2 separate regions of the Homo sapiens genome follow, and region 2 is linked to region 1. Evidence: read pairs that join two places in POLR2A ChIA-PET (ENCODE). Cell type or tissue: Caco-2. All regions are shown on one strand.

The links. ChIA-PET counts read pairs that join two places held together with the same protein. Peaks named below come from ENCODE experiments on the same cell type or tissue, not always from the same donor. Only the 100,000 strongest peaks of a DNase experiment are listed, where the experiment ranks them.
Region 2: POLR2A ChIA-PET joins it to region 1 with 5 read pairs; 2 of 35 experiments call an interaction of 5 or more read pairs at or near these places.

The regions. Positions count from the first base shown.
Region 1 is chr12:92,944,290-92,946,789 of GRCh38, reverse strand. No RefSeq gene overlaps it. Among named protein-coding and RNA genes, the nearest start is that of EEA1, 16 kb to the right of the region's middle. In Caco-2, no CTCF peak of the experiment used is centred here; a DNase peak (open chromatin) is centred at 969.
Region 2 is chr12:93,154,170-93,156,669 of GRCh38, reverse strand. All of the region lies in intron 3 of LOC643339 (a long non-coding RNA gene), which reads left to right. Among named protein-coding and RNA genes, the nearest start is that of LINC02412, 19 kb to the left of the region's middle. In Caco-2, no CTCF peak of the experiment used is centred here; DNase peaks (open chromatin) are centred at 1,459, 1,739 and 2,129.

The DNA of each region.
Region 1 (2,500 bases):
GTCAAGGCAGCAGTGAGCCAAGATCATGCCACTGCACTCCAGCCTGGGCAACAGAGTGGGACCCAGTCTCAAAAAAAAAAAGAGAAAAAGGTAAAAAGTTAAAAAAAAAATAGCTTGTGGTTTTAAAGGCAAATTGATCTGCATTTAAAAAATTTTTTTCTTTCTTTCTTTTTTTTTTTTTTTTTTGATGCAGTCTTGCTCTGTCACCCAGGCTGGAGTGCAGTGGCGCGGTCTCAGCTCACTGCAACCTCCACCTCCCGGGTTCACACCATTCTCCTGCCTCAGCCTCCCGAGTAGCTGGGACTACAGGCACCCACCATCATGCCCAGCTAATTTTTTGTATTTTTAATAGAGACGGGATTTCACCGTGTTAGCCAGCATGGAAAAATTTTTTCTTATTTATTTATTCCACACATACTTTTAAGTACATTCTATGTGCTAGGCAGTGTTCTAGGCATTGGGGATATAGCAGTGTACAGAAGTGGGAAAATGTTCTAATGGAGAAGACAGCAAACAAAGTAAATATATAAGATATGCAATATAATAGATAGTGATAATTGGTAAAGATGTAAGAGCAGAAAGTAAATTGTAGAAAACCAGATAGTGATGCAAATAATCATTGTGTAATATAAGTGCAAATAACCTTTGTCCCATAGAGATGCAGATGTTGTGAGGCTGGTAAACAGACTACAACCCAACAGTTAGTTTTATTACCCTATGCGGCACTAACCAGTTTTTATGTAATTTAGTAATCGTAGTCTAGCATTTTTGTTTGTTCTAGTATAGTCTAGCATTTGTTTTTTCTTTCAGTGACTACCTGTCCTATGCCCCTTTGAATTGGCTTTCTCCTGTTGTTGACTCTCTTATCTATGAGCTCTTTGATTTTGTTTTTGGATTTTTTTTTTTTTTGAGACAGGGTCTTGCTCTGTCAGCCAGGCTGCTGGAATGTAGTGGTGCAATCATGGCTCACTGCAACTTTGCCCTCCTGGGCTCAAGCAATCCTTCTGCTTCAGCCTCCTGAGTAGCTGGGACCACAGGCACATGCCACCACAGGTGGCTAAGTTCTTTTTATTTTTAGTAGAGACAAGGTCTCACTATGTTGCCCAGGCTGGTCTCAAACTCCTGGGCTCAAGCAATCCTCCTGTCTCGGCCTCCCAAAGTGTTGGGATTACAGATGTGAGCCAGCATGCTCAGACAACTCTTTATATACGTACTAGATGAGAGCCATGGTTTTAGCTTTTTAAAAATTATACAATGACACATGGAATGCACTTTATATGCTTCTGATTTGTTATACATTTTTTAATGAGCGAACAAAAACCTAAAATATATATACTAAAAATGAAACAATAGAGATAAAAAAACAAACTTCCTTGTGGATTGATTTTCTACATTCTAATGTTGATAGACTGTTAGGCATTAGAAATTAAAATTATGAAGACCATAGAGTTATATGTGATGAAAGCTTATGAGAATGTTTTTTAAAAAATATATAGATAAAAAAGTAAATAAAACATTTAAACTCCTAGAATAATATTGCCTCTTTACTAGTGTAACCAGCATACTAGGTATTTAAGTATTAGAAATCATTGACACTGCAGGCTCTCGAGTCAGGTTGTCTGGTTTTAAATCTTTGCTCAATCACTTCTTAATTTGGGCAAGTTATTTAATCTTTTTAAACCTCATGACTAGCCAGGCACAGTGGCTTAAGCCTGTAATCCCATCACTTTGGGAGGCTGAGGCAGGCAGATCACCTGAGGTCGGGAGTTCGAGACCAGCCTGACCAACATGGAGAAACCCTGTCTCTAATAAAAATACAAAATTAGCCAGGTGTGGTGGCGCATACCTGTAATCCCAGCTACTCAGGAAGCTGAGGCAAGAGAATCGCTTGAACCTGGGAGGCAGAGGTTGTGGTGAGCCAAGATCACGCCATTGCACTCCAGCCTGGGCAACAAGAGCGAAACTCCGTCTCAAACAAACAATCACAACAACAAAACACCTCATTACTTTTTACCTCACAGGATTGTTGTGAGGAATAAATGAAATAAGTAAGAAGCTTAGACGGTGCTACCAAATGCTTAGTTACAAACTTTCTGTTTAGTTATTTTTATCTTTGCAATGAAAAGTTACAATATATAAAGTAATACAGAGCAAGTAAATAACCAATGCAACTTCCTATTATCATAAATTACTTTTAAAATCATATACAATGTTTGCAAAGTTCAACAGAATGTTACTCAGTGTTGAAACATTCTTACCAAAGCTTCTTTAAAGTCAAAACATTGATTTTAAAAAGAAACACAAAGCTTCTTTAAAGTCAAAATATTGATTAATTTTTATCCACCAAAAGAGTCTTGTATTTTATCTTTATTTTATTGAATTACAGAACATTTTACAACCAACCACAGGTAAACTGTGTTGTCCAGTGAAACTCAGGTCAACCACAGGTAAATTGTGTTGTCCAGTGAAACCCAGGTTTCAACACAAACGATACCTCTTT
Region 2 (2,500 bases), 210 kb before region 1:
AATAAAAGTATATATTCACAGTGAAACACTGTGTTCTAACTGGTATAATAAGCTCTTAGTATTTGATCCTGAGAGTCCCTCTTTCAGAGGCACCATCAGTCACATACGCTGCTAGGGCTAATGTCAGCTTCCAGGGGAAATCATCGTTGGGATGTGCAATTTCAGATCTAGCTGGAGAGAGGCAAGGGCGTGGCTGCAAACCCCTTTTCTGATCTGAACAGGATATTTGTAAGGTAGTCACCGTGTGGCTGTGGAGATGAGTGATGGGGCTGCCATTCTGGTCCCGCCACTGCTTCTTCCTCTAAAAGCAATTTAGAGGAGAGCCAAGAGGAACAGAGCCTACCCCTTTAATTAGCCTGCGGAGCCAGGCAAGGTAAATATTTGTGACTGAAACAGCGTGGATCCATGGAAGCTGGGATTTTAGCCTAGAAGCCTTGTGCTGCCAAGTTGCCATGAGACCAGAAAGCTGAAGCTATGTTTTGCCTCAGAAAGTGCTTCTGAGTTGAAGAGAAGTGGGAAGGAAATCAGCAGTAGAATTAAGGTCTGTGTGTTAGATGAGGATAATAAGGGTTTGTCTATACCTTAGGTTAAAGGCACACATTTTACCCGTTTTTATTTTGTCTTTATATTGATTTCTTATATTAAAAAAAATTCAGGCTGGGCGTGGTGTCTCATGCATATAATCCTAGTAGTTTGGGAGGCTGAGGTGGGAGGGTCGCTTGAGCCCAGGAGTTTGAGAGCAGCCTAGGCAACAAAACAAGACCCTGTCTCTATAAAAAATTAGCCAGGCATCGTAATGTGCACCTGTAGTCCCAGCTGCTTGGGAAGCTGAAGTGGGAGGATTGCTTGAGCCCAGGAGTTGGAGGCTGCGGGGAACTATGATGGTGCCCCTGCACTGCAGCCTGGGTGACAGAGCAAGACCCTGTCTCTAAAATAAAAATAAGAATTTTAAAAATGACTAAGTCGGGTGGGAGCAAATCACCCTGGTTAAAAGAACAGCCTCTGTAAAGAAAACCTTCAATTTCACCTGCTCTGAATTTGAAAACCTAAATCCAGTAAAGTGACAGGAACATCACATATGTAATACTTTTTAAGCTACCACGGTGACAGTAACATAGCCCAGGGAACTTTAAAAAACAACAGTTTTTTATACTTGAGTAAAACTTGGTTTTATTAAATATTTTTAGTTGAATTTTCCTGCAAAGAAGGTTGCAGGGAAAAAAATTGAGTCATTTGTACCGTCACTGCCCCGTGGGGCAATAGCAAATGATATTCTCTCAGCATCCCACACAAATAGCACATTAGGCAATCTTTAGTGCTCTATATTATTTCCCTGAATAACAGCCATAAAAGAAGCTAAAAGGAATGCAAATATAGGTCAATGATAAGAACTCTTTTGTAATATGCAGTCTCAGGGGTGTGGGTAATGATAGTGAAGATAAAAAGTCCACAATGCATCCTGCTGCAGAATGGCTATCACTTGCACGTGAAATTTAAGCTGTTATTTACTACCTGTTCATTTAGCTCACCGCCCCCATTTTTTTTTACCCTGTATCTTTCTTCACTGTACTCCTTATAGCTTAATATTACATATTTATTTGTTTACTTGTTTTTTCTGCTACCTCATTAAAATGTAGCAGGGATCCCGCCCGCTTTCTTCACTGGAGTAGCCTATGTCCAGCACTGTTGCAGGCACAAAGTGGGTGTCAAATCGCAAACACCCGCTGCAAGGTGGGCGGGGATTTTGGAGATGAACTAAAGGGATGTGGAGGGACTGAGTCACGAAGGCAATGAAGGGGACTTGACTGGAACCTGAGGCAGTGGGGAGGTCACAGAAGGATATTAAACTGAAGCTGGAGGACGGTGAGGGAAAAGATCAGACTTGGTGTTTTACATAAATAACTCTGGGTTTGTTGTGGAGGAAGGATTTGGGATGGCAAATAGCCTGGAGTTAGAGAGACCAGTGAGGAGGCTTTTGCAACATTCTAGGTAAGTGGAGATAAGAGCCCAAGCTCGAAAGTTGGTAATAATGAGATGATAACAATAATTATCAGTACAGCAAAGTCTGCTGTATAGACAGCTAGTCATTACAATCCATTGTCTAGCCTGCACTTCCCAGCCTCCTTTGCAGTTAGGTGTGGCCATGTGATTATGTTCCGGCCAATGGGATTTGAGCAGGAAGAATGACCTCCGTAGAATTCTCTGGTACATACTCCTTCATGTTCTTTCCCTTTTCTGGCCAATTGGGATGGAGAAACTATGTAGTGAAGAAAACTGTGCATCTATCAACCTAAGTCCTTGTAAAACCGTGTAGACAAATGAGGAAGAAATATCTATTATATAGTCAAGTCATTGAACAATTTTAGGTCTGTTTGTTATAGCAGCTAGTGTTACCCTAATGAATTTTAGCACATGTATTTTTGCTAAGCATCATTCTTAATGCTTTATATATGATAACTCATTTAGTCTTCCCAGTAGTTTATTTAGGATCATTTTGTTG